Regions from separate parts of the Homo sapiens genome. Here region 2 is linked to region 1. A link is a contact called in ENCODE Hi-C or POLR2A ChIA-PET data. All regions are on one chromosome and are shown on one strand. The core of a region is the stretch at or near the end of the contact, and the rest is flanking DNA. Distances in the headings are between cores, read along the strand shown. Region 1 overlaps MB21D2 (Mab-21 domain containing 2). Region 2 overlaps MB21D2 (Mab-21 domain containing 2).

Region 1 (4,375 bases), core at 1,524-4,023:
TTAATCACTTCTTTAAAGGCTGTATTTCCAAATACAATAATATTCTGAGGTTACTGGGAGTTAGGGCTTCAACATAAGAATTTGTGAGTCCACAACTTAGCCCATAACAAGCACCCAGGCTGCTTTTGTGTGTTAGAGGTCTGGGTGACGCAATGGCTTGGGGTGGGTGCCAGACACCCTTGGGTTTCCGTAGCAAAAGTAAAATAGAGTGAACTCCCTAAAGACATTTGGTCCATTTTCTGCTTTTTCAGAAACATGCTCTGAGATTATCTCTGTTAGGGAGTCACAGAATGCTACCTTCAAGGAATGCCCTCTATTTAATATTAAAGGAAGCTGAGGTCCAGGGAGGGATACAGCTATGTCTATAATTAGATCTCTTGATTTATAACCCAGTTCCATCCACTCAGAAACAAACCAGAGCATATAACCATACTCTCTGACCTCACTATTGCCTCACTCCAACACCTCAGAGACACCCAGCTTAGAAGTGGTGGGACTTTTTTTCATCTCCAGAGAGGGAGGATATGATGGTGCTTCACTGGGAATGTGCTAAGAACATTCTGAAAATAGTGACATCCTGTAATCAAAAGCTTTTTGTCTGAGGGAAGGCCTTTTTTTTTTTTTTCCCCCAATCTTTCTTCTTCTTGATCTTCCAAAGGAGGTCAGGTTTTTCACCATGAATTCTAGGATCAAGGCTAGTAAATCTGTAAGTTGGCAGAGTTTTGTTATATTTAAGCAAAGGTAGAACAGAGACAATAGTAGAAGTGATTCATCTAAATTTTTTAGTTTAATTCCAGAGTTAAGACTGAAAATGATTCTTGATGTCTTAATAAATAGTTTTAGACCAACAGACGGTTAAAATGTTTTAAGAAATTAGATCAAATTGTCATCATTTTTTTCTGGAATCTATAAGTGATTTGGGAATCAGGGCCTAGCATTTTTCTGGATTAAGTGGAATAAAATTTGCAAATGTGCTTGTATGTTTTTAAGACTTTTTTTTTTTTTTTTTTTTTGAGACAGAGTCTCGCTGTGTCGCCCAGGCTGGAGTGCAGTGGTGCGATTTCAGCTCACTGCAAGCTCCACCTCCCAGGTTCACGCCATTCTCTTGCCTCAACCTCCCGAGTAGCTGGGACTACAGGTGCCCGCCACCACACCCAGCTAATTTTTTTGTATTTTTTTGTAGAGACGGTGTTTCACCGTGCTAGCCAGGATGGTCTTGATCTCCTGACCTCGTGAGCTGCCCGCCTCAGCCTCCCAAAGTGCTGGGATTACAGGCTTAAGCCACCGCACCCAGCTTTTTTTTTTTTTTTTTTTTAAAGACACTTTCTAAAGATCCCTGGCCAAATAAAATGTGAACAATCGGCCAGGCGTGGTGGCTCACGCCTGTCATCCCAGCACTTTGGGAGGCTGATGTGAGCTGATCACGAGGTCAAGAGATTGAGACCATCCTGGCCAACATGGTGAAACCCTGTCTCTACTAAAAATACAAAAATTAGCTGGGCATGGTGGCATGCGCCTGTAGTCCCAGCTACTCGGGAGGCTGAGGCAGGAGAATCGCTTGAACCAGGGAGGCAGAGGTTGCAGTGAGCTGAGATCGTGCCACTGCACTCCAGCCTGCGTCAGAGCAAGACTCTGTCTCAAAAAAAAAAAAAAAAAAAAGAACAATCCTCTCAAACATCTGTACCTGTGGTAGAAAGTAATTGTCTGCGCAATTCAAGGAACATTTCAGTCTATCCCAGAAAGAAATTCTGCCAGCATTGCATTTGTGTTCCCAGTTTGTCTTGCTCTCACGGTAGAACAGCTGGCACTTCTTTGTGGTGTTTGGTTTCCTTGTTTTTGTTCCTTGGCTGAGATGTGAAGGACTTGGGAGGGGCTAAGAAACCTCAGGAAGGTCGGAAAAGTAGTGGCAGAAGACACAAAAAGGAGTGGCCCCACAGGAGAAACAGCATGTGCAAAGAGGAGGCATGATAGAAAAGCAGTGGAATGGGGATGAGAAAATCTGGATTTTTGTCTTTTTTCTTTCTTCTTCTTTTTTTTTTTTTTTTTTGATATAACTGGGGAAAATTACTTCCTCAGTCCTCATGTCCTTATTTGCATCATAACTGGATTTGGGTTTTTTTGTTTGTTTTGTTTTGTTTGGTTTTTTTTTTTTGAGATGCAGTCTCGCTTTGTCGTCTGGGCTGGAGTGCAATGGCATGATCTTGGCTCACTGCAACTTCCACTTCCTGGGTTCAAGCGATTCTCCTACATCAGCCTCCTGAGTAGCTGGGACTATAGGTGTGAGCCACCATGCCCGGCCTCATAACTGGATTTGAGTCAGAGAATCTGAGGGACCTCAGTGTTGCTGAACTCGATTCATTCATTCACACAAATTGGCAGAGTACCTGCCATGTACCATGTACCTGCAGTGTGATTGGTCCTGCAATTCAAAGATGAATGAACTGAGATCGTTGACCTCAAGCTGCTTGGTTCAGTAGCAGAGACAGACATATGAGACAACCATTTGTGATGCCATATTGTGAGTGTCATGGGAATACAGGGGAGGATGGGATTAGCCTTGATGGAAAGAGAGGGAAGTCTGCAGGACTCAACAGAGGAAAAGACCTTTCCCTAGAAGGAGAAGAGGGTGAAGTTAGCCTGGGCAGCCAGGCTGGTAGGAGAAGAATCATAGAGATTGAAAAACTTCATTGCAACAACAGCGAGTAACACTATCCCACGCTCTAAAGTATTGACAACTTAGTCATGTCCTTTTGAGACACTACGTGCACCCAGAGTTCTAGGGTTGTTCTGAAGGTTGATTATGGAAACCCTTGCCCCACGTCTCCTTGCTCTGTAAGGCTGGAAAAGCATAGAATCTATTTTTGTGCTCTGACTTCGTAGCCCATCTGTCAGAAAATGCCCTTTTCACAGCAGGGTCCTAGTGACTTAATTATTGTTTGTGGAATATTTAGAAGTTTAGGTCAAGGATGAATTTCTGTTGCGAAACTGAAGGCACACAAATGAGATGTTTAAAAATGAAGTGGAAGTTTTTTGTTTTTGTTTTGTTTTTGCAGAAAAAAGATTTTTAATGGCTTGAATGTGCTGCCATAGTTGCGTCAGATTGTCAGAAAATTATGTTGTACATCTGAGAGAGAAAAGAAGAGCCTTTTGAGGAGCTGCGCTAAAATTATTTTTTGTTTAGTCTCTTAACTCTTTGGCTTGAATGAGTCATTGACTTTCCTTGCCAAGATAGGGTTAGCATTTGTTTTGTGTTTTAAAAGCAGGCCAAGGGATTGCCACGAGGGGAGACAACCTGAGCAACTGAAGGAAGAATTGCTAGAAATTGTGTTACAGTTGTTTAGTCTGAATGTGATTAGAAACAACAACAAAAATGACCTAACATTATTGACTTCAAAATTTGTTTTCTGCTTTCTTCCAAAAAAAAAAAGGTCTAAAGGAAAAAGATTTTACTATAATGTGTCCATTAAAATACAGGGCAAAGCTAACATCTCACAGGAAATGTTTTATTTGACATAGGTAGATAGCTATTGTTTGAGGGCATAAATTTTAGATAAAAGATTCCTGGCAGTCTATGCAAAAAAGGAAAATATGGTTGCCTAGCAACTTTTATTGATTGATTTAAAAGAGACAGGTCTGTCAGTAGATGTACTCTTCCCCCCGGTCCCCTTTTTCTTTTCCAGGCAGAGTTTCATTCTGTTGCCCAGGCTGGAGTGCAGTGGCTCGATCTCTCGGCTCACTGCAACCTCCGCCTCCCGGGTCCAAGTGATTCTCCTGCCCCAGCCTCCCGAGTAGCTGGGACTACAGGCACACGCCACCACGTCCAGCTAATTTTTGTATTTTTAGTAGCGATGGGGTTTCACCATGTTGGCCAGGCTGGTCTCAATCTCTTGACCTCGTGATCCGCCCGCCTCAGCCTCTCAAGGTGCTGGGATTACAGGCGTGACCCACCGCACCTGGCGAGACATACTCTTTCATATCCTTATTATGCAGATTTTTAAATATTATAAACATTGAATAGTGTAATTTGCCATCACTTAAGTAAGTTTTCCAGCTGATGATAAACTTTACTTGGTAAGACAAGTTTTTTGCATTGGCCTTCAGTAAAATCTTTCACTTAGTTGAAAGCATTTTTATATGGGGAGGAGATGTAACTAAGGCAATCTAGGTTTGTGATTTTCTATTACAGTTTGATCCAAGAAAAAATATCAGTAAGTGTGTCAATATTATCTTGTTTAGATCAGTGTTTTGAAACTTGTGTGTTCGTAAGAACTGCCTGGGGCCCTTGTTAAAATACAGATTCCAATGCCAGCTGCAGATTTACTGAATCAGAGTCTCTAGGCAAGGGGCCTGGGTGTGTATTTATCAAAGGCACCAA
Region 2 (4,287 bases), core at 306-2,805, 36 kb before region 1:
AGATAACATTTGTGATGACAACAACAATGTGTGGTTGAGAAGTTGCATCCAACATTTGCTCTGAGGGTGGTAATAACCAACTGTCCTCACATTGGTTGGAAGGAGAGAGGTATAGAATTAAAATAGCCACAGGAAACCATTCCCAGTTGGGTCATAATATATTTTGGCCTTAAGAGATATGATGAGAAACTATCTCCCTGTTTCTACATCGGTTTTGCATTTTTTTTTTAAACTCCTCGAACTTGTTAGCCTTTGCAATCTTCCTTCCTTCCTTCCTTCTTCTCTCCTTCCTTTTTTTTTTTTTTTTTTTTCAACGGAGTCGCCCAGGCTGGAGTGCAGTGGTGCAATCTCAGCTCACTACAGCCTCCACCTCCCAGGTTCCAGTGATTCTCCTGCCTCAGCCTGGGATTACAGGCTTGCACCACCATGTCCAGCTGAGATTACAGGCGTGCGCCACCATGCCTGGCTAATTTTTGTAGTTTTAGTAAAGGTGGGGTTTCACCATGTTTCCAGGCTGGTCTCAAACTCCTGACCTCAAGCGATCCACCCACCTCGGCCTCCCAAAGTGCTGGGATTACAGACATGAGCCAGTGTGCCCGGCCAGCCTTTGCATTTCTAAGAACAAGGGTAAGCATGACAGAAATGCCCATCAGATCCAATGTGCTCACTCGTCGTGCTCACTAGTCTTGGGCTTTAAATGTTTCTGGCTTATTTAATCCTTTTACAGATGAGAAGCTGAGGGTCAGAGGATGCCATTTGCTAGAGAGACACAGTCAGGAATCCTGACTAGGTTTCCTGACCCGTGTTAGGGATTCGTGTTACAGAAGTCCTCCCTGTGGATTAGGAAAGACAGAGGGGCAGTCCTGATTGTGTGCTTTTGAGGTTATTGTGTGTCTAAGCAGTCGTGGGCCAAGAGCATCCGTATTTGGTTGTGTAATTTATTTCATGATGATAATTATTAGCCTTATTCATTCAGCTAGGCTTTCTGATAAGTCTCAGGATCTTGCTCCACACTTAAGCATCATCCATCCAAGTACTATTGATATGCAGTTTATTTTTTTTCTTGGAATTGCTCTGCATGGCTGTAATATAATTTAAAGGCTGAAGCTCCCTTATTTCCTGCTGTTTGAGTACCTTTCCTAGCTCAGCTCAGCAGGTTATAGACTGCTGATGGCTGCTCAAGGAGCAGTGATGTTTTTCATTATTGATAATGTCAGTGGCAGGCTTGTTGCTGTGTCCTGTGCAGGCTGGAATAGGCTCATTGATGGCAGATATGCTTCCTTCCTGCAGAACTGGCCATGGCCCCAAGTGCAAGGTGAGGTCAAGTGGCTTTTTATGGGGAGGAGAAAGGGGGGTTTTCAGAACCAAGAGGCCAGTAAGAATCTGGGTAATTGGAAGCTTTTACTTTCCTTTGGGAAAGCCAGGAAACCCAACTGTGACTAGAGCCTGGGTTGAGTCAGACACATATTACATGACTCTGGATAGTTGTGCTTGGAGTTTGTTCCAGTGATTTGGGGACAGGATGGTTACATCATCAGGCCTCGGCTGGAGCCAGCTTTCAGGTTTTGGATTGTTTTATTCACTGTGTCAGTCTCCTCCACTACTCAAGCCTATCACATTATTCCACTTCTCCTTCCCTTCTTCCTTTCCTCCCTTCCTCCCTTCCTCCCTTCCCTCCTTCCCTTTTTCCCTCCTTCCCTCCTTCCCTCCTCCCCTCCTCCCCTCCTTCCTTCCTTCCTTCCTTTCTTTTTTTTTGACATGGAGTCTCACTCTGTCGCCGAGGCTGGAGTGCAGTGGCTCCATCTTGGCTCACTGCAGTCTCTGCCTCCCGGGCTCAAGCAATTCTTCTGACTCAGCCTCCTGAGTAAGTGGGATTACAGGGGCACACCACCATGCCCAGCTAATTTTTGTATTTTTAGTAAAGATGGGGTTTTACCATGTTGGCCAGGCTGGTCTCGAACTCCTGACCTCAAGTGATCCACCCTCTTCCTCTTATTTCATTACTAAATGCTGTATATTTCTTTTAACAACTAGTCTGTGGCCTACCTAATTACTTAATGTATTATTTCATGGACATAGTTCCGGTTAGTAGCATAGTCCCCAAACTTAGCATTTCATTGGCTACGTCATTTCCCACTGTGCTTTGTATGATAGTTTGCTTAGCTAGCCATTAATGTCAGTCTGTTGGGTTATCTTACTTTTCATGATTATATGTGGCAGTGAATTGTATGAAAGAGTTGCACTTACAGAATCCTAGGGATATTAGAGACCATCCTTCCTTGGGCATAGCACAGACCAACCTTTTCATTTTATGGACCACAAAATGGAGCCTCGGTATATTGAAAAATTTGCCTATATGTCTTTTCCCCCTTTAAGATGATTCCTTATTTTGCCACTGATGACTGATTATTTAGGAACGGAAAAAATCAAGGGCAAGTGAAAATCCTCTTTCCATTAAGTAGCAGGGGTGTCAGCAGCAGCAAAATTAAAAAAAAAAACTTAATACAAACTTGCTTAAGCAAAATATTAATTTATTAACTGTCAGTGAAAAGTTCATGGTTAGAGGTGACTTGATCAAAGGAGTCAAATGATGTCACTAGTCCTTGTTTCTTTCCGTTACTTGGCTCTGTCTCCCACTGCGTTTTCAAAGAGATTCTCTCCCCTCTGCTCCACTTGCTTCTTGTGTTTCAAGTTCACTGGGAAGATGGATTCTGTAGAGTCAGACAATGAGAGTCCAATATAAGCATGCACCTAGCCCTTCTATCTTTTGGATATGACTGCCATAGTGAGGATGGGCTAAGAGCTGGAGGACCACTGGCACACATGAAGATCACAGAATCAGAGTTGTTAGGGCTAAAAGGGCATTTATAGATCCCTGTATCCGTTACTGATTGCTGCATAAAACTACCCCCAAACTTAGTGGCTTAAAATAATACCTTATTATATCTGGTGATTCTTTGAGTCAGAAATTCAGACAGGGTACAAAGCGGATGGCCTACAATTGCTGTATGATTTCTGGACCTCACTGACCAAGCATTTTTCCCCTTCCCTCATTCCAATCTTCCTTCCTCCCCCATCCCCAGCCTTTTTGTGTGATTAGCTTGGCCTTTCTCATAGCATGACAGCCTTAGTCTAAGTTAGCTTCCTTATGCGGAAGATCCGGGCTCCCAGAGAGAACATTCCAAGAGATATGAAGTGGAAGCTGCCAGTTTCTTAAGGCCTGACGCTGAAAACTAGCAAACCATCACTTCCCTCTTACTCTGTCAAGCAGTCACAGAGCCCTCTTAGATTCAAGGGCACAGGACCTAGCCCCAGCCTCTTGATGGGAGAGTGTCAAAGAATATGCATGCAGCCATCTTTCACCTGCCGTGACCATCTAGTCACATAACCTTTTCTCAGATGAAAAACTTGAGGCCTGAGAGGAGCAGCAGTTAGTCCAATTTCTCTGAGCCCTCTCTTTAGAAATAAAAAACAGCAACCAGGACAGAAACCTGTACCCTAACCAGCCAGAGTACCTGTACTCACCACTTTCTGCTACCTTCTCCTTTTGCTCTGTGTCACTGAGCCATGGAGGTACATAGTGGGGTGACAGCCAGGGTATATTGTTTTTTCTTTGCAAATAAGATACTGACAGAATGGTGCTTGTCAGTTTTGAGGGAGCTGCTTTGTATCAGCCTCAGGCTCCATGACTCTGCTGGGACCCTTTCTCAGCCAGAGAGAGAGAGAGCCTGTTTTGATTGTGTTGTAGAGGGCATCTTTGCTTGTTGCATTTTTGCTTCCTGGGAGGTGTGTGGAGGTCGGGGTACAAGGGGCTGAAGATTACAGCTCCTTATTTGAGCAGCCTTTTCCTCCCTCTACCCAATACTCCTCCCATTCATCAGTGAGCCACTGATGCATGCCTGTTGGAAAGTCAGTCATTTTATAACCTAATATTGCAATAGTTTCTGGGTTTATTGTCTCCCTCCAACCTGCGGCTTCACACCATCTGGTGTGCATGCAGGCGCACAAGGGAGAAAGCTGAGAGGGAGGGAAAACAGCTTTCCCCATTCCTTCTCCCTTCTGGGAGGAAGGAAAATTTACATTCTTTTCCTCATGTAGGACTTGATGTCAGTTTCTAGGTGTGTGAAGCGGGAGGGGAGAGATGGTCAGAGCACATGGTAATGGAGGGTATTTCAGCAATTGGTCAGAAATCCAATTAAGTCTCCTCTTCTAAAGATGGGAACTTTCTTCTCTCCTAAGTTATCTTTTACCTGGTGTGAGGACAATTTTTATTTTTTTAATATTCTT

The links. A loop is a pair of places that touch in the nucleus more often than their neighbours do. ChIA-PET counts read pairs that join two places held with the same protein, here RNA polymerase II (POLR2A). Pooled maps may share reads with other maps.
Region 2: a map of ascending aorta shows a loop between it and region 1 (4-fold over the local background). The contact joins two enhancer-like sites. A Hi-C loop is called at or near these places in 11 of 168 maps with a recorded cell type or tissue (Caco-2, IMR-90, PC-3 and 8 more), 5 of 37 single-sample maps with no recorded cell type and 12 of 50 pooled maps. POLR2A ChIA-PET finds 5 or more read pairs at or near these places in 6 of 52 experiments (AG04449, AG04450, GM12878 and 3 more).

What each region holds. Positions count from the first base shown.
Region 1 is chr3:192,832,094-192,836,468 of GRCh38, reverse strand. The region is part of intron 1 of MB21D2 (Mab-21 domain containing 2); the gene reads left to right. Among named protein-coding and RNA genes, the nearest start is that of MB21D2, 84 kb to the left of the region's middle. Within about 2 kb of position 2,773, at least 4 of the 41 ENCODE cell types and tissues checked have a DNase peak (open chromatin) inside an H3K27ac peak, as active enhancers do; they include ascending aorta, where a contact is called at or near this core.
Region 2 is chr3:192,866,724-192,871,010 of GRCh38, reverse strand. The region is part of intron 1 of MB21D2 (Mab-21 domain containing 2); the gene reads left to right. Among named protein-coding and RNA genes, the nearest start is that of MB21D2, 49 kb to the left of the region's middle. RefSeq lists an enhancer at 3,330-3,409. Within about 2 kb of position 1,555, at least 6 of the 41 ENCODE cell types and tissues checked have a DNase peak (open chromatin) inside an H3K27ac peak, as active enhancers do; they include ascending aorta, where a contact is called at or near this core.